Linked DNA regions of Homo sapiens: region 2 is linked to region 1. A link is an interaction called in ENCODE POLR2A ChIA-PET data of the cell type or tissue named here. Cell type or tissue: B cell. All regions are shown on one strand. Each heading gives the region's core, and the rest is flanking DNA. Links, peaks and the distances in the headings are about the cores only. Region 1 has its middle 19 kb from the start of LINC01503. Region 2 has its middle 61 kb from the start of LINC00963.

Region 1 (12,369 bases), core at 8,370-12,369:
CTCTTCTACCATGTCCTACCCACCTCCTCGGAGCCCCACTCCTGGTCCCCTGGAGGTTTGCACAGTAGAGTGATGCTGTCCCAGCTGGCCCAGCCACACATGTGCTGTCATGCCTCGTCTGTCACCCAGACAAACTGGTCCCTCTGGTCAGGGACCAGGCAGACAGGAAGCTGTTGTGCGCACCCTCCAGGCAGGGGCCGACATTCCAGACAAAACAAAAAACAAAACAGAAAAACGCCTATGCAGGGCAAGGGGCAGGGAGAGGATGGAAAGGAAAGGGCCTGGTTAGGCCACGGTTTGGGGGACCTTGGGAGAATGTAATCCCTGCCCCTAGTCTCAGTTTCTGCATCCACGGAAGAGGGGTGAAGATGGTCCCTACCCCTCCAGAATGTTCTTTTTTTTTTTTTTTTTTTGAGACAGAGTTTCACTCTTTTTGCCAAGGCTGGAGGGCAATGGTACGATTTCGGCTCACTGCAACCTCGGCCTCCCGGGTTCAAGCGATTGTCCTGCCTCAGCCTCCGGAATAGCTGAGATTACAGACGCCCACCACCACACCCGGCTAATTTTGTAGTTTTACAAACAGGGTTTCACCATGTTGGCCAGGCTAGTCTCGAACTCCTCACCTCACGTTATCCACCTGCCTCAGCCTCCCAAAGTGCTGGGATTACAGGCGTGAGCTACCGTGACTGGCCCGCTCCAGAATGTTCTGAGGAGAAGGGGAGCCAGTGGTGGGGAGGCCGAGAACTCAGGGAAGCTCCTTAATATTCACTCCAAGAAAATATCTGTGCTATGGCCAGGGTTTTAGCTATTAATGATTCTATCAATAAATATAATTTATTGGCAGTGTTTGTAATATCACAACTTGGAAACCACCTCTGTGTTCCACATGAGTGGATTGGCTGAAATAAGTCTTCGGCATTGCACAGAGGGGTACTCAGCCGCCACTGGAAAGGGGGCTGGAAGCCAGCTCCCCAAACCACACTGGGCCTCAGAGCTCCTGGAGATCCTGGGGAAGTATGGAGGCTGGGGTCTGGGACAGGGCTGTGATGCTGCACGCGTGCGCGCGCACACACACACACACAAACATGCATGCACGCCCACACGCACACACACACATACATGCACACGTACACACACACACAGGCACACACATGCACACATACATACACATATACACACACATGCATGCACACACGCATGTACATACACACACGCACACGCGCACATACATGCATACACATGCACACACATACACACACGCACGTGCATATACATACACGCACACACGCACACACATACCCACGCGCATACTCACGCACACGTCTAACCGGCAGCCAATTTGTGGAGCATTCTGAGGAACAAGAGGGTCGAGGGTTTGGGGTGACATGGAAGTTCACGTTCTGCTGGTGAATGGAAGAATCAGGTTACAAAACAAAGTATGTATGGGGGGGACCTGCGCTCTAGGGTCCCCTCCTGTGCTCGAAGTACAGCGAGCGAGCGCCACACATTCGTTAAAAGTCTAGAGGCAGCCTGGCGAGATGGCTCACCCCTGTAATCCCAGCACTTTGGGAGGCCAAGGCAGGCGGATCAGCTGAGGTCAGGAGTTCGAGACCAGCCTGGGCAAAATGGTGAAACCCCGTCTCTACTAAAAATACAAAACTTAGCTGGGCGTGGCAGCGTGCACCTGTAATCCCAGCTACTTGGAAGGCTGAGGCAGGAGAATTGCTTGAACCCAGGAGGTGGAGGTTGCAGTGAGCTGAGATCACGCTACTGCACTCCAGCCTGGGCGACAGAGCGGGACTCTGTCTCAAAAAATAAAAAAATAAAAAATAAAAATCTAGGTGCTAGAAGCTCAAATGCTCAACGTGGTGATAGATGGGTGATGAATTATAGATCATTTAAAATTTTCTCTTTGGTTTATCTTAATTTCAAAATTATCCACAATTAACATGTATTACTTTTGTAAATGAAGAAAATGGTTTTTTTTTGTTTTTGTTTTTTTAAAGAACAAATGTTCTCTTCCTTTCCCTACAACACAATCAGGGTAATATTCAGCTTGAAAAGGCAGGGGAATTCTGAGAGATGAGCAGGGTGGATTCTGGCTTTGCTCCAGAGCCTGTGTGGAGGGCTGTGGGCTAGACGGGGCGGCCATGGGGCTGGGGCGGCCTCCTGCAGCCCTTGTGTGCCTGACGCCAAGCTAAGCCCTCTGGACCCGGCATGGTCCCACTCAGACCCCCACACCCCACAGATCCCTAACAGTCGGGGAGCATCACCAGAAGGACTGGGATTAGTGCCACTTTGCGGCTGAAGGAACTAGAAGCTCTGGGAGGTGAGTGGCCTGCCCAGGCGGCCCAGCCTCCAGTGGGGGAGGGGTGGGTGGTGGAGGAGCAGGGGTGGAGGTGAGGGGCCTACTGGCGGGGGTGTCTGTACCAGCCACAAGGAAACCCCTTTCTCTTTGAGGGACTTTTGTTTGGCCACCAGTCAAAGTGGCCTCTCCAGAAAATCCAGAAAGACAGGTGATGAAGAGCTTTGAAAATTAGCTGGAGTGGCTGGGCACAGTGGCTCACGCCTGTAATCCTAGCACTTTGGGAGGCCATGGCGGGTGGATCACGAGGTCAGGAGTTTGAGACCAGCCTGGCCAACATGGTGAAACCCCATGTCTACTAAAAATACAAAGAATTAGCTGGGTGTGGTGGCGGACGCCTGTAATCCCAGCTACTCGGGAGGCTGAGGCAGGAGAATCGCTTGAACCCAAGAGGTGGAGGTTGCAGTGAGCCAAGATCATGCCATTGCACTCCAGCCTCAGTGACAGAGCAAGTCCCCGTCTTGAAAAAAAAAAAGAAAAAAAAAAAAAGAAAATTAGTTGGAGTGTTTATGTCCTGGGGAAGACAATGGGGAGCCATGGAGTGTTCTGTGACAGTGAAATGATTCCAGCTGTGGAATTGCTGCTTGGAGCTGTGAGCTCCCAGACACAGGTCAGGAGGTGATTACAACGGGCCAGACTGGGCTGGATAATACAAAGTGACAACGATAGCTAACATTTATTGAACTCCTGCGATGCCCAAAGATGCGACAAAGGTTTTTCACTCGGTCCTCACCCCAGCCTCAGGACGCTGCTGCTGTTGTTCTCCCCATTTTGCAGATGTGAGAACTGAGGCTCAGCTGGGACGTGGATGCAGGTCTGTGTGATGTCAGGGCGGGTGTTCTTACCACGATGCTACGCTGCAGAGAAAGGCGGGTGGGGAGGTGAAGGCACCTGGGGAGGCATGGCCGAGGCACAGGTGCGGGATGAGGGGACTGGGCCATCCTTCCACACTGGAGACCCACCTCCCAACCAGGCCTTGGGCCAAGCTAGAGGATTAGAGACAAACTAGACACGGACCCCTCCTGGACAGTCTCATGGGGGTGACAGACACGTATCAAGAGCCTGGTGACAGAGCCTTGGGACTTATGGGAGAATTTGGGAGGGGTCGGGAGCTCTCTGGAGGAGGGGAAGCCCAGGCTGAGTCCTAAAGAATGAACAGCTGATCTGATGACAACGGGGAGCATTTCAGGCAGCAGGGACAGCATGTGCAAGGGCCCAGAGGCCTGGAAAGTCACTTCCTCTGGCTGGAGCAGAGGTGGGGGTGGAGAGGTGTGAGCCTGCAGGAGTGGGCAGGAACCGTGCCCCTGCAGCCTTCAGAGTCGAGGGATAGAGCTGACTCTGTAAGGGGGACTTACGCCCCTGCAGGGCCGTGAGCTGGGGGAGACACTTCATCACACCCACAGCCCCTGTGTGGGGTACGGCCGTCAAGAGCCATGCTGCAGCCCGGGCCTGGGAAGAGTCTGGAGCAGCACTCCAGGCAGGGGAGGGAAGAGCAGCGGGGGGGTCCTGCACTGGGAGAAGTGGGCAGATGTACCCTTTCTTGTGGAAGACGAGTGGCTGCAGGGTGTGGGAGGGGAAAGAGGTAGAGGAAGCAGGATGGCTGTGGCCACCTATGGGCGACAATTCCCAGGATGGAAGGTGGAACTCAGGGGCGCCCTGGCTCTGTGGGGATGTTTGTGGGCAGTGCTGGGGGGCTGGTTTAGAAAACCAGCCCAAGGGCCGGGCTCAGTGGCTCACATCTGTAATCTCAGCACTTTGGGAGCCTGAGGCAGGTGGATCACTTGAGGTCAGAAGTTCAAGACCAGCCTGACCAACAAGGTGAAACCCTGTCTCTATTAAAAGTACAAAAATTAGCTGGGTGTGGTGGTGCGTGCCTGTTATCCCAGCTACTCGGGAGGTTGAGGCAGGAGAATCGCTTGAACCCAGGAGGCGGAGGGTGCAGTGAGCTGAGAACCTGCCACTGCACTCCAGCCTGGGCAACAAAGCGAGACTCTGTCTCAAAAAAAAAGAAAAGAAAACCAGCCCAAGGACCCCTACTCTGCAGGTGCCCTGGATTGACCACGCCCAGCCTCAGCCCTCTCACCTGGAAGCTTGGTGCTCCCACCTGGGCCCTGCCACTGTGTCTGCAACCCCGTCCCCCCACCCCAGGGCTCTGGCTGGAATCCCAGATGGGTGGAGGCTGCTGGAGCTGCACCACAAGGCAGCGGTGGAGACAGCACATCCCGGAATCCTCCTTCCAGCCCTGAGAGGCAGAAACATCACAGGGGCCATTTTCAGAGGGGGAAACAGGCCTGGTGTCACATGCCCAAGGACACACAGCTGGTGTGGGATCCATCTGAAAGCCTCAGAGACTGTTCCCAGGGCTGCGTCACTGGTCCAGGCTGGGGAGGAGGGTGGTGGCAGGGTCCTTCCTGATTATTGCTCTCAGGTAACCAGCTCTCCCCTGCCTGCCTCTGTTCGGAGACGTCAAGCCTGGGGACATGGCCTCCTGGGGGATGGTGCCAGTGGGGAGACGGAGGGGGAAGGGCCCCACAGGGGGTGGGGGCACAAACCAAACTGTGGCATTCACAGGCAGTGCTGCCCTGCTCGCTGGGGAAGGGCCACACGCAGACAGCCTGCCCTGCACAGTGGCACATGGGCATACACTGTGCCCGGACTCAGCCACACGCAGCAGACATGGCCAACAACCGCAGCACTGCACACTGGGTCCCGCTCAGCCAGGAGCCAGGACCAGGGTGCGCACAGACCTTTGTGGCTGAGACCTTTAGGCTGAGTGGGCTTGGGTCTCTGTCTCCTAATTCCACTCCCATTACCCGGTTTGCTCCTCATTGAATGTTATGCAGTAGGTGCTATTGGCATCCCATTTTACAGATGAGGATGCTGAGACCCAGAGAGGATGACATGAGCAGTGCTTGGAATGTGCTGGGCACAGGGCCTGCCTACCCAGTAGATGTCCGGGAAAGACCAGCTACTCTCTTGCAAAGTGTTCTCACGCTCAACTGGTGAGAGGTGTCTTCACCATCCCCATGGGAGTGAGTGGGAAACCAAGACTCTCCTGGGGCGGGCACTGGGGCGTGGTCACACAGTCAGGCAGCAAGGCCCCTGCTCCTGCCCCCATCCACCTCCCACTCTGCCCAGACAGAAGGGAGTGCCAGGAGGCTGGAGGGCGGAAGCCCTTTTCTCAGGGCCAGCAGGGAAGAAGAGAGAGGGCTACGCGGTCAGAAGCTCTGGTCACCTGAAGTGGTGCCACCTGACCCTGCCTGCTTGGGAAGGTGGCCCTGGCTGGCAGATCTGGCCAGTTCCCCTACACACCCTGATGCCTGGGAAGGTGGGAGCCGCCGGAGATGAACTCCACTTCATACCTTATCTTTTTTCTTTCGTTTTCTTTTCTTTTCTTTTTTTGAGATGGAGTCTTGCTCTGTCGCCCAGGCTGGAGTGCAGTGGCATGATCTCGGCTCACTGCAACCTCTACCTCCCGGATTCAAGCAATTCTCCTGCCTCACCCTCCCAAGTAGCTGGGACTACAGGAGCACGTGACCATGCCCAGCTAATTTTTTGTATTTTAGTAGAGACGGGATTTCACTGTGTTGCCCAGGCTGGTCTTGAACTTCTAAGCTCAGGCAGTCTGCCCGCCTCGGCCTCCCAAAGTGCTGGGGTTACAGGCGTGAGCCACCATGCCCGGCCCCACTTCAAACCTTATCATACCCACTCATGGTCCTCTGGAAGCTGGACCTGGAGGTTCTAGAACAATGTCACCCAAAGTGGAGTGTGCAGAGGAGCCTCAGCACCCCAGCCTCCCAGGTCCAGCAGCCCCCACTGCAGATAGGACCTCCTAGCAGCCAAACCAAAATCAGTTCATAAAATCCGTTTGGGAAATTGTGCAAACTCCTTTCCTAGGCTGGAGACCAACTGTCCACATCTGCAAACGCTCTGAGAAGCCCTGCAGGAAAGAACACTTTTGTTTAATCCTGCCTTTCCCGCAATGTATTTAATCATGAACCTCCATTTTTGCCATGAAATATGTATTAGCATCTGTGGTGGATTAAACGTGGCTACAAATTCCTCGATACCCCCATCATTAAGAGGTAGGGTCTATGCCCCTTGCCTTCAATCTGAGTAGGCTACATGACCGCTTTGATCAGTGGAGGATTGTGGAAGTGACACGGGACAGAGGCCTCCTGCCTCTTGGAGCCCTGAGCTGTAATATAAGAAATCTGGGATACACTAGGAGAGAATATGAGCCCCACGATGAGGCTGTTTTGGGCACCCAGCCCAGTGGAGCCTTTAGATGACTCCAGCTCCTGCTATTCTCTGACTGCACCTGCAGGAGAGAGTCCAAGCATGAACCGCCTTGCTGAGCCCAGTCAACCCCAGAATCATAAGAGAGTCCAATACATGATTATTTTGAGCCACTGTGTTTGGGGTGGCTTGTCACATGGCAGCAGATAACTGCTGTTTGGGGTGCGCCTGGAGCATCCTTCTGCCTCCCTTTCCACTTGGGAAGGGAAGATCATAGAAAGTCTCCACTTTGAAGCCCTTTTCTAACAACCGTCAAGACAGCTACCATTTGGGATCTGCCTGGGTTCACACTTACCAGCTGTATGCATTCAGACAGTGCCAGGCACAGTGCCATGCACCTATGGTCCCAGCTACTTGGGAGGCTGAGGCGGAAGGATGGCTTCAGCCCAGAGGTTTGAGGCTTCAGTGGGCTATGACCACACCATGGCACTCCAACCTGGGCAACAGAGCGAGAAAGAATTCAGACAGGCATTTAGTTCTTTGGGTTTCAGTTTCCTAATCTGTAAAATGGGAAGAATAATGGTAACTACTGCATGAGGTTGTTGTGCAGATTCAATAACAGGATAAAGCATACAGCAGGTGCGGAGTAGATGGCAGCCAATATTAGCTGCTCTATGCCTCCAGCAGCACATGGCCTGGTGCAGGCAGTGGGTCGTTTGCACTTCAGCTCCCCCAGGACCCAGTGCGCATCCCCCCGAGAGTGGGGGGGTCTCCTGTAGCTTCCCGCTCGCTGCACCTAAGCACAGCATTTGTGACATTGCTGGTGCTCAAGAGAAGTTCGGTGGAAAATAAAACATTCAGAGAATTCTGAACTGTTCCACTTGGAAGCCTTCTCAGAAATTAAAGAACTGAGCCACTGTATTTATGTATTTATTTTGAGACGGAGTTTCACTCTTGTTGCCCAGACTGGAGTGCAATGGCACGATCTCGTCTCACCACAACCCCTGCCTCCCATGTTCAAGCGATTCTCCTGAGTAGCTGGGATTACAGGTGCCCACCACATGCCCGGCTAATTTTTGTATTTTTAGTAAAGACGGGTTTTCTCCATGTTGGTCAGGCTGGTCTCGAACTCCCGACCTCAGGTGGTCTACCCGCCTTGGCCTCCCAAAGTGCTGAGATTACAGGCATGAGCCACTTACCTGGCCAGCCTCTTTATTTTTACTGAGGCCCAGAGAGGTAAAGGGCCTTACCTAAGGTCACACAGCTAGTTCTGGAGCAGAATCCCTGGCCTCAACTCCCTTCCTGGTGCCTGGTCTGACATGGGGCTCCCTGAGTCTCGGGGCCTGGTCCTCACTGACCCCTCTAGTCTTTTCTATGCCTTCCCTTCCCCTAGAGCTGCCTGAGATGCTCCACAGCCTGATCTCTGGGTCTGCTCTGAGACCCTCGTTACCAACAGTGCAGCTGGACCGAGGGGCCTCCCCTGCGTCTCTATTCTTTCCTTTCTCCCCAGTACATGCGGTCAGCCAGGGATGTGGACTGGACACCATAGTGTGCCACACAGAGACGCAAGCCACCCTGCCACCCAGAAGGCCTTGTGGAAGCCCCAGACCAGCAGCAGGGAAAAGCTGGCAGGATGTTGCCAAGTACCCACACTGCCAGTGCAGAAGTGGGGGACAGCCTGACCCATAGAGCCCCAGAGAGTTTGGCTCAAACCCCACCCTTCTTCTCACTAGCTGGGGGACCTTGGGTGTGTTACCTATACTCCCAGCCTCACCTTCCCCATCTGTAAAATGGGAGTAAGAACACGTCCACCAGGGGCAGGTAAGACACGGAGAGCCCGGGCACAGAGCCCAGCATGGGAATGGGCAGAGGCCGCTGGGCGGACCCGACGGGACAGGGCTGCCCTGGGCATCTGAACCAACTCCCCTCCTTCAAGACCCGACAACCCCTCCCCACCACAACTTCCACTCTTTCTTCCTGTCAGTTCCTAGGCTGGTTCGGGTTCTGAACACACTTGGGGGCCCTGGGGCTCTAAGGAGGTGGGGCATAGAACCTAGAACCTTTGGGGAGGGCCACAAAGTTCTGAAAACATCCTTCCCGCAGAGGGCAGGGCAGGCCTTGGGATTGGGGCCCACAGGCCACAGACATGAAATGCCAGTCTATGAAAAGCACGTTTGTAGGCCGGGCACATTGGCTCATGCCTGCAATCCCAGCACTCTGGGAGGCCAAGGCAGTAGGATGGCTTGAGGCCAGGAGTTTGAGACCAGCCTGGGCAACATAGTGAGACCCCTGTCTCTACAAAAAAATAAAAAAGGATGAATTTGTTGTTTGTAGCACAGGGAAATGTGTGTGTGTGTGTGTGTGTGTGTGTGTGTGTGTGTGTGTGTGTGTGATGTGCTTGCCCAGCATAGGAGGCTGGGGACAGTGAGGGAGTAGCCCTGCAGCTGTCCCCAGCCTTGGGAGAGCTCCGCAGGCCGGGCTTGTTCCCTGCATGGGAGGCAGCCAAAGGATCTGGATTTGAGAGCAGGACTGCAGCAGGATTAGAGCTGGGAGCTTCAAACAGAACCGGCCTGGCAGCAGGCCTGGAGCCCGGGCTTAAAGGGGCTGCTGAAATTATAAATAGCCACCTTCCCTGTGACTCCCCAGTCCCTCCTGGAGAGGGCCCTCCCACCAGCCCCTTCATCAGCCTCCACTCCAGCCCCCAGCCCGCTTGGGAGGGAGGGAGGGACAGGGCTGGGAGAGGTGCTGGTTAGAAGGCTGAGCAGACCTGCGTGTTGGTTACAAACAACTGGCTTTGAGTTGCAGGAAGCATCTAGAGACCCTTCCAGCTGCTGACCCTGCAGACGCTGCCTGAGGCCTCCTCCTTCACTAACAAACAACCGCCCCACCCCAGCTCATGTGTCAGGCCTAGGGATGGCTTAAGAGGAGGGGCCGGCACGGGTCTAGCCAAGCAACCCTGCATCCATCTGGCCTCTCCCGGACTCAGTTCCCCACCCCAGGAGGGGAGAGGGACCGGGAGGAGCGATCAAAAGGGCATTTCGGGTTCTCCCACCTGAAGCCAGGACCTGTGCAGGTCGGGCACTGAGCTAGGTGCTGCCAAGGATGGGGACAGCGCAGGCCCCGCTCACAAAAAAAAAACGGCCTGGGCCAGCAGATGCAGCCGAGCTTGTGAAATGGCTGGTGCCCCTCCCCGCTCCATCCCTTCTGTGCCCACCGGCCACTTCCCCTCTCAGCAGCTCCCGTTTCCCATCCGTGAGGTGGAGGGGTGGACAGGGACTACCAGGCCACCAGGAAGGACTGTCAGCCCCGCAGGCAGGTGCTGCCACAGCCCCACTGCGCAGAGGGGACCCCGAGGCTCGGCGCTGTGCAGGGGCTTCCGGGCTTGGGGGCCACACGGCCAGGAAGAGGCCGAGCAGGGATTAGAACTCAGCTCTTTCCACACCCTGAGCGCTCAACCCCAGCCGCTCTGGGGGCCTGTGATTGATGGATTGACCCGCCGATTGATTAACTGATTGGCTGATTACCTGCCCGCCCCTCCTCCGGGCCGGCCTCCCAGGGAGCCCCCTCCCGCCCCCACGGCCCGGTCCACGTGCTTCGGAAGCCTCACCCAGGCGCCCCCAACCCGCGGCCAGGGCGAGGGGGCGGGGCAGGGGCGGGGCTCAACCCAATTCCCGCCCCGCCCCGCCGACCGGCTGTTGCCAGGGAAACGACCCCTCCCCCCATCCCCCGGGAGCCTACGGGGGCTCTTGCCGCCCCCGGACCCTCTGGCGGGAGCTGGGGTCCTCGGGTGTGAGAGACGGGGGGCGCGGGGCAAGTGGGAGGACGCAGATGGAGAGATGGGGGAGACAGCCAGAGAGACAGAAACCCACGGCGGGGGAGACTCAAAAATCGCCCCCGTCCCGCCACAAAGAGAGACAGAGACAGAGACGCACTAGGGGGAGAGACACAGGCGGGAGAGAGGAAGGAGAGGACCTGGGGGAGACAGAGACCGCCCGAGGGGGAAGGGACTGCAGAAGGAAGGCGGGGAGGGGAAGAGGGGCCAGAGTGGGAGCCGGAGAGGAGGGACCTGCGCCCCGAGGGCCCCAGAGAGAAAAGACCAGGGCCAGCAAGGGGGAGCCGGGAGGGGCGAACTTGTAAAAATAAATATTTATAAATTGAGAGTTTCCCAATTCTTTTTGCATTTCCGTAGTAAATTATGTATCTCCTATCTGCTTAGGGAGCCACCAAGGCGGGGGCGGGGGGGTTCTTTTCTGTGCTCCCCTCATCTTCCTCCCCATCCTCCTCCCCTAGCCCTTTCCTCACCCCCTCCACCCCACGCCCTCCCTAGCCTCCTCTTCCCCTCTCATCTCCCTCCCTAATCCTCTCCTCCTGCCCCTTCTCCCCTCCTACCCTCTTCTCCCCTTACCCCAGCCCCCTCTTCCCTTCCTCTTCCGCCCTCTTCTGCCCCCTCTTCCCCCTTCCTTTTCCTCCCCCTTCTCCATCCTCCTAATTCATCCTCTCCCATCCCCCTCCCCCCCTTTCCTCCTCCTGCTTCCCCTCTCCTCCCCCTCCCCAGGTTGGAGCTGGGCACAAGGCAGACAGGAGGGGCCGCCCTCACCCGGAGGTGCCCCCCACCCAGAGGTGACCGGCTCCCCACTCCCAGTACCTTCCCTGCCTTAAATAAGAATAATCACACGAGTCAGCGACTCTAGGATTTAAAAAACGCTGTTGTCGCTGGCAGTTTGGCACCCCCAACCGGGACCACGGAAATCTTCCTCCAGAGGACAGGGGATGCTGGGGTTGCGGGGAAGGCGGGGCTGAAGAGGGGCAGGAGAGGACTGCAGTCCTAGGAAGCCCTGGCCTGGAGGCTGAGGCCACCTCGGCTTCCTAGGGGGCCTGGACTAGCCCCTCAGCTGGCTGAGTCTCGGTTTCCCCCTCTGTGGGATGGGGCCGGGATTGGTTCCCTGCTCTCTAGGGCCAAACTTGCTCTGTTTGGGCATCTTTGCCAGAGTTTGGGAGGTTTCCAGGCCCCTCTGACAGTCCCCACAGCGCCTCAGACACAAAGGAGGAGCTGAGGAAGAAATATACGTATATACATATATATATATACAAGGATGCCGCGGGGGTTCCTAAAACTGGGGCGAGGAGCGGGGGAAAGCGTGCCCCTTCCCTAGTCATAGCCTGTCAGGTCAAGGGGCCACACCCACTAGCAGTCTGTGGCCTGCCTTCAAGGAGCCTCAGTTTCCTTATCTGCAAACTGGGCCCGGTGAGGCCTCCCTCGCCTTGACCAAGGACCAGGATCCTGGCCCCTGCAAACTGCCACGCCCTGTACATAGGATCGCTTGAGCCCAGGAGGTCGAGGCTACAGAGTGAGCTGAGATTGTGCCACTGCACACCAGCCTGGGTGACAGAGGGAGGCCCTGTCTCAAAAAAAAAAAAAGAAAAAAGAATGGCAAGCACCACTGATCAGGTACTGACTGGCACCAGGGGCAGTGCATGGGGCCTGACAGCTCCTCCTATCCTCCCCACACCGGGCTCCGAACCAGGGCCCTACGGTTGCCCCATACAGCAGAGGCTCAGAAGGAGGGCTTGTCCCAGGTCAAGTGGCCAGACACACTGAGCAGGGCTCTGGCCAGCTCTGCCCTGTGCCACACGGAGGGGCGTCTTCATGTCTTATGGGAAGGGGGAAAGGTGGGCCGCCTGGCTTAGCAACCTCAGGCCCTGCAGGACCCTCAGAAGCACCCGAGACGAGACGCGTCTTTCTTCTAAGCCAGAGCAGTGAGGAA
Region 2 (15,952 bases), core at 6,862-10,861, 75 kb before region 1:
GACATGCAGGCCTCGAGGAGTCCTCACTGTGACCACACCCACTTTACAGGTGAGAAAAAAGTGAGGCTCAGAGAGGGAAAGTGACTGGCCCAAGATCTCCTAGCTGGGAAGAGATGGAGTGAGGATTCAATCCCCCTGCCGTTTACCCCATTCTGTCTCCAAAAGGCTGAGCTGTGGCAGGAGCCCCATTTGTTCTTTATGTGAAAATGATGAGGCTGGACTGTATGTAAGTGCTGATATGTAACTGCTTTGGCCTGTCAGAATGCCAGTGTTGTGCAGCCCAACCCAGGAGCAGCACTCTCTGCACAGCGGTTCAGTTCAGCTGTTTCAGTTCCGAGGCTGACTCCGACGGCGGGGTTGCCAGATTGAACAAATAAAAATACAGGACACCCAGGCCAGGCGCAGTGGCTCACACCTGCAATCCCAGCACTCTGGGAGGCCGAGGCGGGCGGATCACGAAGTTAAGAGATCAAGCCCATCCTGGCTGACACGGTGAAACCTCATCTCTACTAAAAATAGAAAAATTAGCTGGGCGTGGTGGCACGCACCTGTAATCCCAGCCACTCGGGATGCTGAGGCAGGAGAATCACTTGAACCCGGGAGGCAGAGGTTACAATGAGCTGAGATGGCGCCACTGCACTCCAGCCTGGGTGACAGCGGGAGACTCCATCTCCAAAAAAAAAAAAAAAACCAAAACCAAAACAAAACAAAACAAAAAAACAGGACACCCAGTTAAATGTGCATTTCTAATAAACAACCAGTGACATTTTAGTTGAAGTACGATATGTCCCATGCAAATACTTACAGCACAAACTCATTCATGGTGTATCTGAAACTCACATTTAATTGGGTGTCCTCTATTTTATCCGGCAACTCTATCTGGGGGTCTTCCTTTGAAGACAGACTTCGAAACCGGGTGCTTTTGGATCCAGAAACCCAACGACAGGTGGGAAGCAACACTGTTATCACTGAAATCAGGCCTAGTCCAGAGAGATGAAGGAGCCCAGGCTTGGGGGCTGAACCAGGCTCCCCCTATTCCTGCTTAAGTAACTGAGCACTGAAGACCACAGTAAGTCATGGGAGCCCGTGATTCCACACACAGACTTGAGGGTGGGATGAAATGAATCAGCCCATGATGGACAGCTGGGAGATGCTGGGGTGGGTGGGAGATGCCACGGACTCTGAAGGTTGCCACCATTAGAACACAGCTGAGACTTTCCAGTAAACTGTGCAGTCTCTCAAACATGCATTCCAGCCCCCTTCCCACTGGCCTTCTTCTATCATAGAATGCAGAAAATTAAAATACTCAATTTCCCAGCTTCCTTTGCAGCTGGTGGTGAGCATGGGACCCAGCTCTGGCCAATGAGATGAAGGCAGATGATCCCGAGGATAGTTTCCCTTCCTGAATTAAAAGGCAAAGATTCCAAGAAAAATATACTTGCCTGGAATGTGGACGTGATGGCTGGAGGTGGAGCAGGCATCTTATGACTATGAGGACAAAAGCCAGACACCAAGGTGGCAAGGAGGAAGCCAAGGATACCTGGATCTTTGGGAACTCTTGTATCAAGGCTGCCACAACCCCAGACCACCTCCCTCAACACATTCCACACACAGAAAGAAACTTTTCATTTGTTTAAACCATGCTTGGTGGAGTTTTCTGTTGTCTGTAGACTAATGCAAATTCTGGCAGATTCATCCATCTTGGGGCCTGAGGGAGGATCCCAGACCCTACAGACCACAGTTTGGACATGGGTGAAAATCCATTGTTTTGCATAAAGTGTTTGCCAGGCACTGATGGCTACAGTGACCCTGGGACAGATGATCCCAAGTGCTCCATTAGGACTCAGTGCCTGGTGCTTGGCTGTGGCAAAGCTTTCTCAGGCCTCCAGCATGCGACACGGTGTGTGGTGGTCACCAGATGTGCTTTTTGGGGGAGGATTTTCCTTTATTCTAAGATTATGTCCTTCATACTTTTTGGGCTTTAAAATGAAATTTATTTCATGAAATGATGGGATAGTTGATGATGAGAATTTTTTTTTTTCCTTTTTTGAGACAGGGTCTTGTTCTGTTGACCAGGCTACAGTGCACTGGTGTGATCACTGCTCACTGCAGCCTCGACTTCCTGGGCTCAAGCGATCCTCCCACTTCAGCCTCCTGAGTAGCTGGGACTATTGACGTGTGCCAGCATGCCCAAATAATTTTATTTTTTGTAGAAATGGGTCTCACTATGTTACCCTGGTGGATCTCAAACTCCTGGGCTCAAGTGATCCCCCTCATTCTGTCACCCAGGCTGGAGTGCAGTGGCCCAATCTCGGCTCACTGCAACCTCTGCCTCTAGGATTCAGGCGATTCTCCTGCCTCAGCCTCCCGAGTAGCTGGGATTACAGGCACCCGCTACCACACCCGGCTAATTTTTATATTTTTAGTAGAGACAGGGTTTCACCAGGTTGGCCAGGCTGGTCTCGAACTCCTGACCTCAAATGATCCGTTCGGATGGTGAGATTTTTAATGTGTGTGGTTTTCATTTTGTTTTTGTAATAAAAACTTGGCATGGTTGTTATCAGTCCCCCAATTTTCTCTGGGAGTTGCAAAGGTCCCTGGGAGTATGCCCAAGAATCCTTCAGGTCTCATGCACCCAGGCCCAGCTGGTAGCCCAGAAAATAGGGAGGAGAGGCAGCCCCTGCCAGGAGCCAGCATCAACGGCAGTGGGGGTGGATGGCCCAGGGGCAGGCGAGCATGGTTCCAGATGCCTGCACTTTGGGTCCCAAGGGCCTGGCACTGGGAGAATGTTCCCAGGCTCTCTGTGCCTCCTGCTGTCCCTGCCCCACCTGCTAAGGTGTCCCCAGAGGAGCTGGAACAGTGTGTTACAGCTCCCCAGGCGGTATGGCCCCTGAGCACGCTGTGTTCTGGAGGCCAGCGAGGGTGTGCCAGGCTCTGTCCAGTGGACCGTGGGTGCACACCTGCTCCAAGGCCCAGTGGCTTGGCAGGTCCCTGCCAGGAACAGCAACGCTCAGCTCAGCTGGACAGTCAGCCCAACAAGCTCAGAGATGGCCAGGGACAACAGGAACTCATAGGAAAGTCCAGGCCATCCCAGGGGCCTTGCAACAGGCCCCGAAGACCCAGCGATGGGGAGGAGGAAGCTGGAGAGAGGAATGGTAGAAGCAGTACTTGGGAAACTGCTCAACTGGGGAGATGAAAGGTGAACACTGTGCTACACTCACAGCATTTTAAACCTTGCAGCTCCCAGCAACTCTGCCCTAATGAGAAGCAGGAAGAGCCGCGGCAGGCCAGGAAGGGAGTTGCTTGGAGGCGAGGAGGATGGGAGGGCAGAGAGCTTAACGAAGTCTCTGTGCCCTGCCACCCTGGGAGCCATCCTGCCCCCACAGAGACCCCCACAGAGGGTTTCCAAGCAGGGGAGAGCAACCAGAGTCCCCAGGCTGCATTTTGGGCTCTGGTGATACAGACTGGAATGCAGCTGAGGGTTAGAGCCGTGAGCGGGAAATGCGGGGTACAACTGTGGGGTGCGCCCACTGCACCGTGCATCATGCCGAAAAGGTCCTGTAGCGGTTATAGCGGGACCCAGTACCCCTGCCTCACCCCATGCCCAGATATCAAGAACATACAGATATCAAGATCATACAGCTGGGGAACAGCAGAGGGGCTCCTGGATGCTCTTCTTCAGGGTGAGGCCGGCTTCATCCACTTCAGGGATGTCTAGGGCTGGATGTCATAGCCACCTCATTAAATGTGTCTGCTTTTTCCAGCCTCATCCTCATCCCTAGCCCCAGCTCCAGGCCCAGCCTGCTTTTAACAAGACAGTGAAGAGTGGCAGTTAAAGGTCTGGCTGGCATCAGACAGTGCTGAATTCAAACACCAGCTGAGCTGAAAACGGCCTGACTGGGTGACCTTGAGCAAGCAGCCTGCCCTCTCTGAGGCTCAGTTTATTTTCTGGAAGGGAGAAGACGGTGTCTACTTCCAATGACCGCCATGATGTTTCAGGTTCAGCCCGAAGGGTGAGCAGCCAATAAAGAGTGCCGAGAACGGCCTCTGGCCTGCCAGGTAGAGAAATGACCTGATTCCTTCCAGAAGTTTCCAGTGTTCCCAAGCTGATGAGGCTCCTGGGAGATGCCTCCAGATCTCTTAACGTTCAGGGAAGCATGGGCTCTGGTTGCATTAGGGAGGATTTATTTTATTTTTAAAGGAGTTGAGGCCACTTTGCAATCAGAGCCTTCGTGGCTGGAGCTGGGCGAGCTGAGGAAGGAGTATTAATCAAGGCGCTTTAAGGACATGCAAATCAGGAGAAAGCTCAAGTGATTAGGGTGTGATGGGGCCTGGAGTCCAGCCTATATCCCCATCTGAGAAGAGAGAGCCAGAGTGCCAGGCAAGGTGGCTCAGGCCCAGCTGGGGGCGGCAGCCAAGGGGCTGCCATGGGGCCAGGAACTGTGGGTTGGGAGCAATTGGAGGCAGAGGGAAGGGAGCCACTCCAAGGTGGCTGAAGGGTCCCTGATGCCTGCGCTGTCCACATGGTACTCTGGCTGGCTTCCCCGCCTCCCCCACAGCTGCAGAGGGGCTGCTCTGGCATGATCCCCTGCCTGGCTGGGACAGGCCCCTCTTCCTAAGGATACAGAATGGTTATTTGGGTGAGAGGGGCCCACCGGCGCTGCTGGGGGCGGGATGGCGAATGTGACGTCAGCGATCTGCGGTATCTTCAGGGTGACAGCCGTACCCCCCGCGTGGGACCCAGGGCTCCACATCTATAGACCTGACCCAAGGAAAGACTCAGGCCTGTGCACAAGGATGCCATCTCGGGGACTGCGTATTCATAAGAAGCTGAATCAAACAGTGTCCAACAAGGGGGGTTGTTCGAGCTGGTTATGGGACGTGTTTACCACGGACGTTCAGGTCCTCCTGAGAAATGACGACCTAGACATGGGAAGATGGTTGCAATGTATTGTTCCGCAAAGGAGAAAAAAAGCAGGTTGCAAAACCCTGGGAACTGTCTGCCCACCTTCAAAAAGTCGGTCATATATCTAGAAAAATCTGGAAGGGTAGCCACAAAAACATCATCAGTAGGTACTTTGGAGAGGTTATTGTTACTTTCCCCTTTTATGTTAATTTTTGTGCAATAAACATATATGTATTTGTAATCAATAAAGCCATCTTCTTTTCTCTTTTTAAGAAAGCTGCTATCTGGCTGTGCGCGGTGGCTCATGCCTGTAATCCCAGCACTTATGGGAGGCCGAGGCGGGCGGATCATGAGGTCAGAAGATCGAGAGCATCCTGGCTAACACGGTGAAACTCCATCTCTACTAAAAATACAAAAAAATTAGCCGGGCATAGTGGTGGGCCCCTGTGGTCCCAGCTGCTCGGGAGATTGAGGCAGGAGAATGGCGTGAATCTGGGAGGCGGAGCTTGCGGTGAGCCGAGATCGCGCCACTGCACTCCTACCTGGGTGACAGAGCGAGACTCCTTCTCAAAAAAAGAAAGAAAGCTGTTCTCTTGCTTGGCCTCATACCTCCCCCAATCTCCTTAATACTAAATAAAAGATCCCAGTGGACCCTGAGAGGGACACCCCCGCAGCCCTCTCAGGAGTCCCCTTGCTAGCACAAAGCAGGTCTCCACCACCCAAGAGGCAGGCAGACCAGGTATGGGGGTCATTGACAGACCCTCACCCTGCCCCATGCATTTTTTGGATGATACAGAAAAAAAAAAAAAAACAGGTACGCAGTGATCATTCCATACAAGATATTGGTATAGGTCCTATGTGGGTCCAGATTTCTTCTCCTAAGCCTCTGAGCCAGAGGCATTAGGGACTCAGTGTGTTCCGTGTAGAGGTGTAAAACGATACCTATAGCATAGATTAGGTAACACCTTAAGCAGGGCTGGGGCAGTCCCCATAATCAAACATGTTAATAGCTCTGCAGTGAAATGTACAAATGTTCACATCAAGGGGAATAAATAAAACTATAAATAGCTTCCTGTCAGCTGAGGTCAGGTTTTGCCTCCAGATGAATTTACCACCATCTTAACAAAAGGACTTCGGTTTTTCAGACTTTTTGTTAATTGCAGAATTCCAGTTAGGGGATGGGGACCAGACGAGGATCGGGGCTCTCAGGCGCGTTGGTTTGGCTGTCTCCCTGCAGGGTCTCCCCGGCAGCGGGGCTGGCTCTGTGGTAGAGCCACTTCCACAGTCACCCAGGGCCCCGTACATGGCTGACTGTTCTGTCGTCACCATCTTGAAATTCTCAATAATTGTAATTTTACCGCCCCGAATTTTCCTTTTACACAGGGCCCGGCAAATCGCGTAGCCAGTCCTGCCAGCATCCAGAGCAAAGCCCAGCACAAGGCAATTGCTGAATGGATGGATGGATGGATGAATGAATGAATGAATGAATGAATGAAAGAAAGAAATGTCATCCCATTCCCTCTCCACTCAGCCCCTTCCTGATTTTCCACTATCCATCAGTGGAGACTCAACAGGGTTCCTGAGTGGCCTGCTCACCTGGAGAGAATGTGATTCCCGCACAGGTCCCTGGGGCACTCAGACCCAAAAGCAGAATTCCAGAGGGGTCCCTGGGTTTCTAACTCACACTTCGAGTGATTTGGACACAGCTGGCATTGAAAAGCAGTTGTGGTTGTTTCAGAGGCCAGCTTGCTCTCCCTTCTTTTCTAGCTGTGTGACCTTAGGCAGGTTGCCAAACTTCTCTGAACTTCCCCAAATGGGCAAGGGGTCAACACTCACTCACCCTTAAACCCTAGCAGGCCATTTAGGAATGAGCCCCTTCCTGCCAGTCATAGAGGAGCGCCCTGCAAAGGTGGGCCCTGAATCTGTCCTGGTCCCTGTGCATGCCCAGCACCCAGCCTGGGGCCAGGAATGTGGAGGGCTCAGGAGCCACCTCCTGCATGGGTGGAAGGGGAAGGAGGGTGGTTCCCCCACCTCACAGGGCTTTGTGAGGACGGGGGAGGGTGGGCAGAGGGCTCTTCAGCATAGCTGGGCAAGCAGTAGGTCCCACATAAACGGAGCTGTCGTTGTTGGTGTCACACCATCTCCCTGGGGCTGTGGCCTCAGCTGCTGCACCTTCCCCAGGGGTGGGCGGCAGGTGAGCCCTGCCAGGGGCTAGAGGCCAATGGGGTGGAGGAGGAGGTGGCAGAAGGGGATGAAGGCAGGGGCCTGGTGGACGGAGTCCAGACACGTCCTGATACCAATTAAGGCAGCTCTGGCGCAGGGGGCCTTGGACGGCATTTATCAGCCCGCCGGGGAGGGGCCGGCAAGCTGTCCTCCGGCTGATGGATTAGACAGCGGACAATTAGGTTTCAGGCGGGCGCTCTCCCTCTCTCTCTCCTCTCTCTCTCTCTCTCTCTCTCTCACACACACACACCCCACACCACACACACCACACACACACACACACACACACACACACACACACACGCCCCTTTCTCCATCAGTCTGCAAGGCCCAGCGGCAGAGCCCAGCTGGGTCTCTGCTGAGCCCCCAGTGGTAGGAACAAAATAGACATAGAGCCCCTCACTGAGGGGGAGGGTCCTCAAAGAGAAGAAGGGAGCCCCAGGGACTTCCCCACCCAAAGCTATGCCTGTGGGGATCACAGCTCAGGACCCCACAGTCTCAACCCCAAGCATCACTTCCAACAGGACCAGGAGTGGGGGCGTTCCCGAGAAGCCAACATGCAGGAGACAACAGCGACGGTGATTTCCAAAGCTGAGGACATGGAGCTGAGCCAACCAGGGGTCCATTCCTCCCCTGAGAAATAGACTCTCCCCTTCGCAATCGGAGCCTGTGATCCACGGATCACAACGGGAGCAATGTGTGAGGCAAGGGCAGCGACGTTGAGGGGCTTCTCAAAGCTGCAGGAAAAGTCCTCAAGATTCTAGAATGTTCGGCATTGCAGATGCTCCGGGATGAGTCAAGAATACTAAGAGGGAAGGATGTCCCGAGCCCTGCTTTGGGAAATGCAGAATCAGATGAGGCCTTCAGGCAGCTGGTACCCATGGCTGTAGGTCGTGTCTCCGTTCTGCCCCAAAGGCAGGCTCAACCTCTCCGAGGGTTCTCAGATGCTGTGGCCACCGGTGGCTGCAGGGCCTTCCTGCTAAGACCATCCCAGGCGCCGGACACTGGGCAGGCTGAAAGCTGAGCTCCTCAACCTCCCCACACAGGCAAATGGCACCATTGTCACCCCAAGGTCCTGTCTAGAAAGCAAATTTCGACTTCATCTCTTCCTCTTCCTCACCTTTCACAGCCTTCACCATCGTCATCAACTCCTGTCCCTTGACCTCTAAGACAGCTTTCAAACCCGCTCTTCTCCAGATCCCCATGACCGCCACCCCCCCCAGCCTGACCCCAGCCACCATGTCTTGTTCAGATGCTCCCTCAGCTCCCAGCCTTTCCTCCTACTCCAGTTCCCCATGCAGCAGTAGAGGTGTCATCTAACCCCCCCGCCGCCCGCCAGTCTCACCACGCCCCTGCTTCAGAGCCCTCCGTGGCTCCCACTCCCACCCACCTGAGGAGAAAGTCCCAGCATCTGACTGCAGCTTCCAGCTCTGTCTCCCCACCTACGCTGGGGTCATTGGCTTCATCCATTCTTCACACTCAGCAATGATCTTGTTTGTTTATTTGGTTACTTAGTTGATGTTAGCTCCCCTCCATCTCCCACCAGAACATCATTTGAAAGGACAGATCTCTTTTTTTTTTTGAGACAGGGTCTCATTCTGTTGCCCAGGCTAGAGTGCAGTGGTGTGATCATGGCTCACCGCAACCTCTACCTCCTGGACTCAAGTGATCCTCCCACCTCAGCCTCCTTAGTAGCTGGGATTACAGGTATGTGACACCATGCCTGGCTCATTTTTAAAAAATTTTGCAGGGAGGCCAAGGTGGGCAGATCACCTGAGGTCAGGAGTTTTAGACCAGCCCGACCAATATGGCAAAACTCCGTCTCTACTAAAAATACAAAAAAATTAGCCAGGTTTGGTTGTGCACACTCTTAATTCCATCTACTTGGACGGCTGAGGCAGGAGAATCACATGAACCCAGGAGACAGAGGTTGCAGTGAACCGAGATCATGCCACTGCACTCCAGCCTCAGCGACAGAGCGAGACTCTGCCTCAAAAAAATTTTTTCTTTTTTTTGAGATGAGGTCTCACCATGTCGCCCAGGCTGGTCTTGAACTCCTGGGCTCAAGTGATCCTCCCACCTCCGCCTCCCAAAGTGCTGGGATTATAGGCATGAGCCGCCGAGCCTGGCCCTGGCAGATCTCTTTTGCTCACCCTTGTCAGCGTCTATCACCTTGCTGGAACTCTCTGCACCTGTGGAGTGAGCAAGGACATGGGTCCCACCCTTCAGGCTTGTCCCTCGATGCAGTTCTCTCAGGGTCCCCACGAGGACCACATCCCACGGCCGGCTCTTTCCTGAAGACCACACTCGTCTCACCCTCCGTCCCAAAGTCCGTGACGTACCCAGGCTCATCACACTACCCTTCAGCCACCAGCTCCTGTTCCCACCTCCAACCTCAGCAGAGAGGCCACTCTGTCCCGCATGCACCAGCTGGACCCATCCACCCTGCACAGCCGCTCAGGCAGGGTGGCCAGCTCACTCACTGGGCTCTCCCACCCAACAGAGGCTTCTTGGGGCTACCTCCTTCACTCTGCCTGGCACACAGTAGGTGCTCAATAAATATCTGTCTAACAAAGCTACTGGGCCCAGAACCCTGGCTCTAACCCCAGCACAGGTTCTGCCTTCCTCTGGCCTGGGCTCCCAGCTGCCTGGGTTCCCAGGGGCCAGGGGCCAGTGTGGATATGATCAGGTACCAAGCTGAGTGAAACAGACAGAAGGTGCTCTGGGGACACCTGTAACTGGGGACTTTGCATGGAAAGGGGGCAAAGTCTTCTGGGATGAGCTGGGCTTTGATGGGCAAGAGGACAGGCTAGGGAGAAAAAGCAGAAAATCTATTTTATTTTATTTTTTTTAGAGATAGGGTCTCTGTATGTTGCCCAAGCTGGTCTCCAACTCCAGGCCTCAAGGGATCCTCCTGCCTCAGCCTTCTGAGTAGCCTGGATTACAGGTGTGGGTCACCATATCTGGCTCTAAAGAGCAGAGACTCTTATGTTCATTAATGAACAGTTGCATGCCGGCCACTGCGTCTGGCACTTTATACAGGTTCACGTGTTCAATTCCTGTGACAGTCTTTTGAATAAAGTTTTACCTCCACTTTCCAGAAGAAGGGCGGCTACAGAGACATGAAGCCACTTATCCCGGATCCCACAGCTGCCTGCAGCAGATCCCAGGCATGGCCGGTCCCAGGGTCCTTGTCCTTTCGCTATCTACCATGCCACCATCTATGTGCCAGCTCCTACGCAGGCAGCATCCACCTCACTGGTGTCTGGGCAGAGGGAACCCCTGTGAGCAAAGGCCCAGGGGCTGGATGGAGCCTGCTGAGTGGGAGGCAGAACACACCTAAGAAGGCTGAGAATTAAATCCCCAAAAGTCAGCAGCAAAAGCCTGCGGGGAAGTGGGCTGGTCCCTTGCCCTCTCTGTGCCTCAGTTTCCTCATCTGTAAAATGAGGACATAATAGTACTTACTTCATAAAGAGGATAAATATCTTAAAGCACTTAGAATGGTGCCTGGCACAGATAAAGCATTGTAGAAACAGTTTCAAATAAATAAACGTGGTAGGAACATGGTGGGCCTGAGTCCAGGCAGAGGGCCGAGGAGCTCTCCTGCTGTCGCTGGACCAGGAGGCTTGGCAGGCCGTTGGCCAGCTGGAGGTGGGCAGCCATGCTTTCTTCCCCCGGTCAGTGGCTGAGGCAGGTCTTTGGAGAATTCTGGACAGGCTCCATGAGGCCCCCAGGCCTGAGGACCACAGGCAGCCCACTCTCCCCTGGTTACCGGAGGCTGGAGCTGCAGAGAGGTCCCTGGGCCTCACTCCCTTTAGGGTCCAGGGTGGGAGAGGAGTAAGCGCCCTTCTTCTCTTCACTTGAATGAGCCCTGTGTGCACCCAGGCTCCTGGGTCAGACCCTTAGGAAATGAGTGGGGGTGAGGAAGGTCCCCTGAGGGCTATAGGTTGTTGGCGTCGGGGGGTAATTTCCCCATCAGGACCCGCCCCAATAAAGGTCCGTAAAATCATAAAGACACTCCAAGGTTGGGGGTGGCGGGAGATCTTGACTAGAGTCACAAGGCTGTGTGTTTTTGTTGTGTTTTGTTTTGAGCCTGGGTTTCACTCTGTCACCCAGGCTGGAGTGCAGTGGTGCAATCTCGGCTCACTGCAACCTCTGCCTCCCGGGCTCAAGCGATCCTCCCATCTCAGCCTCCCGAGCAGCCCCTGTTGCTTTTCTTAGACCTGGCAGAATCACCAAGGTCCCCTAAGCACGTGTGCTGTGATGAGTGATGCCATTTTACCAATGGGGAAACTGAGGCCCAGAGAGATGCTGTGTTTTGCTGGAGCCTCACAGATAACCCTACTCATCCTTCAGGTCGGCCTTAAACATAGTGGTCTCAGGGGAGGCTGCCCTGAGTCTCGGGTGGAGCCCAGGGCCCTGTTCCACTCTCGCACACATCCTGTACTTCTCCTTCAGGGTCTGAGGGCAATGACAATGAACCAGCTCAATGTTTCACTGTCTTCACTGTCTGCCTCTCTGCCTGGACTGTGAGTCTTCCAAGGGCTGGCAGTGTGTCTGTGCACTCATAATCGAACCCCAGAGCCCAGGCAGGCCTGGCCCGTGGTGGGTAGGTGCCCATTGTTTGTTTGTTGAATGAGTGAGTGAGTGAATGAACGAATGATGGAGTCAGAATGAAAACATACAGCCTGCCAGGCACAGTGGCTCACTCCTGTAATCCAGGCACTTTAGGAGGCTGAGGTGGGCAGATCGCTTGAGCCCAGGAGTTCGAGACCAGCCTGGGTAACGTAGTAAGACCCCATCTCTACAAAAAATACTAAAAAATTAGCCGGGCATGGTGGCTCACGCCTGTAGTCTCAGCTACTCAGGAGGCTGAGGCAGGAGAATCACTTGAACCTGGGAGGCAGAGGTTGCAGTGAGCCGAGATCACACCACTGCACCCTAGCCTGGGCAACAGAGCAAGACTCCATCTCAAGAAAAAAGAAAAAAAAAGAAAAGAAAAGGAAAAAGAGAAGAGAAAAGAAAAGAATAAAGAAAAGAGGCCTTTAGGAAATCCTGCACAGGTACTGATTTGCTCTGTTAATTCCTCCAATGGGAAAGGCGTGTTGCTAGAGGGAGGAGGCACAGTCATGACACAGGGATCAGGGATTTGACCCCAACAGGCCAAGGTCAAAGGCAGAGATCAGGAAGTCAGATCCCACGGAGGCCTGTGGCCGTGTCCCCCGGCCCTCTGCAGGTCCCCTGACTCAGAGCCCTCTTCTCCCACTGCCCCCTGATGTTTCTCCAGTCCCTTCCCCTCTGTCTCATCACTCTGTCCACCTCATCTGTGGTGCCTGAAAATCCCCTCTTGAGCTGTGGGTGTCATTCTTGTCTGATCACCGCCTCCCCCACCACACACACCGCCAGCCCCAAATACAGAGCCTCCACAAAGCCCCTTATTAAGAAATTGGTCAATTTCCTGCTAATTAAAATAAATACTATGCCACATTAAAGGCCAATTAATTTTCAGAGCTGCTAGGAAAACATCGCCTGGAAAATGTACACCCCCCGCCCCACCCCCTCCTCGGCAAAGGGCAGCCACGTGGCACCCAGCAGCAGCCGGGAGGGCCCGGTGGGTCCCGAGCTTCTAGCAAGGTCGGGAGGAAGGGATGACCAGCTGTGGACAGGGCTGCAGGCGGGCGGAGCTTCCTGTTCCTGCGGGGACTCCACTCACTCAGCCCAGGAGCTCTGAGAACCCATCCCTCCCCAGGAAACCCAGGCCCTGAGAACAGGTCTGCCTAGCTTACCTCACAACCACAGGCAAGCACTTTCTCCGGAACTGGGTCCTTAGTTGGTGAGGAAGATGGACTTCTGTAAGGCCTGCGCTCACCAGGCTCTGCACCCCGAAGTTATCTCACTGAGGGGCACAGCAGCCTGCAAAGGGAGGTGCCATTGCTCCCATTTTGCAGTTGGGCAAGATGAGGCCCAGAGACACCAAGCCCCTCTCTTGAATCACAGCTTCTGGGGGCAGAGCAGGATGTACGCCTGGTCCTGCCTGACTATACCCAGAGAAACCTGCAGCAGGCCCTTCTCCATCACACATTGTCCTCCCACAGCAGCACAAAGGTCGGGGGAACTGCTATGTCTGCATAAAAGCAAACGTCATCAGTTGGATTTGTTCAAGGTGAGGCTTACCTGCTTCCTAACCATATCAAAAGCTCCTGTTGATTGAGAGTCAGGGATGTGCCAGGAGTCCTGCCAGGACCTGACCAGTTGTCATCTCACCGAATCCTCACCAGCACCATGCGGCTCAGCGAGGTTAGGTAACATACCCAAGGTCACACCACCTGGCCACAAATTAGTCATAGCAATCGCCTGTCTTCAAGGTCCAAGTTTTGCTATTTCTTCAAGGTCAAAGCCAAGGTCTTCTCCTGTTCTGGAAGGACATCAAGCCATAGACAGAATGCTGGGTTCCTGGTGTGACCTCTGACAAGTCTCTTTGCCTTCCTGGGCCTCAGTTTTGTCATCTGCCAAATGGGAGGGCTGGACTCACTACTCCCTCGGACTCTGTTTAACTCGAGCATCCTGCAGGGGACCTCAGCCTGGGGCAGGTGGGGTCAGAGGGCAGATGGCCAGGAGCAGAGCCAGATGGGAGCAACAGCCTTCCCTCTGCCAGGACGGGGAGACCTGGCTGCCTCACAGTGAGAGGTCTGGTAGCCAGGGAGAGCAGTGGGGACAAGGGCCTGGCCAGGGCTGGTCATGGAGCACACTACCCCCACCACAGCTGCCCCTGTGCTGAAGACAGCTCCCAGGGTGGTGAGAGTGGCATCCTGACCCCAGCAGCGCCTGTAGGACTGGGCACCTGCTGTCCACCCACCCCCTGCCCCTTGCTCTCCCTTCCTCGCCCAATCCCAGGAGCTCAATGCCTGCTCAGGGCAGGAATAAGAGGCAGGGGAGGGGCGAGGAGAGGAAGGGGTCACTGGGGCCTTGCTGATCCTTCGTGGGGCCTCCATGTCCCCATCCCTCACGCAAAGCGCCAACTCCGAGGCCGAGCATTTCATCGAAGCGAAGCGTCTCCCGCCGGCATCCTCGGAGAGGTGCTGCGGCGTTCCGTTTCTCCTTGAGGCTAAGGAAGGAGAACACAGAGCCGGAGTGGAGAGCGATCTGCCGTCCCTGAGCTGAGCACGCCCACCGTGTTGGGGATTGATTGCTTCCATCCTTCAGCCCACTCTACGGAGCACCCACCGTGTGACAGGCGCGGCGCTGGGCACCGAGGACAAGAAAATGAATAGGCCATGACATGCGCGCCTGAGAAGTCGCAGAATCAGACGGGAGACAGACCCGATGCCACACACCAAGCTCTGGGTGCACGCAGGGCACTGAGTCACCCTTGTGGGTGAGGGGGTTCCCAGGGCACTCGAAAACTGACAACCGACAGAGTCTGGAAGTAGCCTGGAGGGGAAAGGGCATTCCTGGCGGGGGCACAGCAGGAGCAAAGGCCCAGTGACACAGAAAGACCAGGGAGTGTTGAGGGAACAGAGAGCAGCTTGGTGTTGGGGCGGCATCGGCGGGTGGCGCTGGAGCCGATGAGAAAGGAGAGGCCGACTGCGGTTCAGGTGGCCAGGACCTTCTGTGCCATGCTCCGCCAGTTACAGCCAGCAGTGGTGGTAAGCACAGCCACCTGGCATTGAACAGTGACGGTGTGGCCAGCACTGTGCTAAGCTCATCTCAGTCATTCTCTCACCACATCCTCCAATGAGCCGGTGAGGCCCAGAGAGGTTAGGTGAGTTGCCGGTGGTCACACAGCCGATAGTGGCCAGGCTGGAACTTGGACTCAGGCTCCCAACTCTCAACCACCAGCATGTACTGCCTCTGAAGAGTTTGGGATTCCCCTTCAGGGCAACTGGGAGCCACGAGGGATTTTTAAGGAGGGTGGGTAGCACAGTCTCAGTGCCCTAAATCCCCAAGTCACGCTCGTGGAGAACCCACTGCGTCCACCTGGGAGACGTGGCCAGTCTGTTTTCAGGGTCTGAGGGTTACTTTGGCCTCCCCGGGAGCTGCCCTGGTCTGCCATGCTCCTCCCTGAGGACTGGGGCTTGGCCTGCGTCTTCTACCCCAGCCCGTGCTGCTCCTGGGTTCAAGCCTTGCGGCCAGGGGTCACTGCTGCCATGGCCTCTTCAGAACCCAGGTGCCCACCTGTCAGGGTCTCAGCCCCTCCAACACTCTCTGGGGCCCCCACATTGCCCACCCTCTTCCCTCCCTTCCTTGCTTGGGGATAGCACCTGGGATGTGGGGTGCACAGGGAAGCGCCCCCTGACGGAGCTGGACAGCCCTTGGGAAGATCCAGCAGCGGTGGCCTCTCTTCACCCTTTCCCACATCCTCCCGGCTCCCTCTGCCCACCTAGCTTCCATATGGGGTACTGGATCATTCCTTCCCACCATCTCCCCTCCAGGGCCCCGCTTTCATTCTGCTCCCCCCATCCAAGGTCTCAGCATTGCAGGTATCACAAGACTGTGGATTCCAGAGGCCCCACAACACTTCCACCCTCCAAGCACCCACTGAGCATATGGAGAAGCTGAGGCCCAAGCAGGGCCAACGGCAGAGCAGCTGGAAGCCCAGCTCTCCTGTGCTCTCACCGCAGCTCCAGCTCCTGGTCAGCTGCCCACCAGGCATCTGCTGAGCGCTATGTGTTTCCATATAGAGGCATCTCACACTTGATCCTCACTCCAGTACAGAGCAGCCTGGGTTAAAACAGGAAGGCTGGCCTGTCCAGCTCTAGCTCCTAAAAATGCAATGAGTCCCATGTCGGCATCTCTGCCTTGCAAACAGGTAAAATGAGGCAG

The links. Peaks named below come from ENCODE experiments on the same cell type or tissue, not always from the same donor. Only the 100,000 strongest peaks of a DNase experiment are listed, where the experiment ranks them.
Region 2: POLR2A ChIA-PET joins it to region 1 with 5 read pairs; 4 of 35 experiments call an interaction of 5 or more read pairs at or near these places.

What each region holds. Positions count from the first base shown.
Region 1 is chr9:129,350,189-129,362,557 of GRCh38, reverse strand. No RefSeq gene overlaps it. Among named protein-coding and RNA genes, the nearest start is that of LINC01503, 19 kb to the right of the region's middle. RefSeq lists enhancers at 3,792-4,327, 8,657-9,456, 9,457-10,258. In B cell, for the core only: no CTCF peak of the experiment used is centred there; a DNase peak (open chromatin) is centred at 10,587; H3K4me3 peaks cover 574 bases; H3K27me3 peaks cover 2,749 bases.
Region 2 is chr9:129,419,847-129,435,798 of GRCh38, reverse strand. No RefSeq gene overlaps it. Among named protein-coding and RNA genes, the nearest start is that of LINC00963, 61 kb to the left of the region's middle. RefSeq lists an enhancer at 12,784-13,314. In B cell, for the core only: no CTCF peak of the experiment used is centred there; no DNase peak of the experiment used is centred there.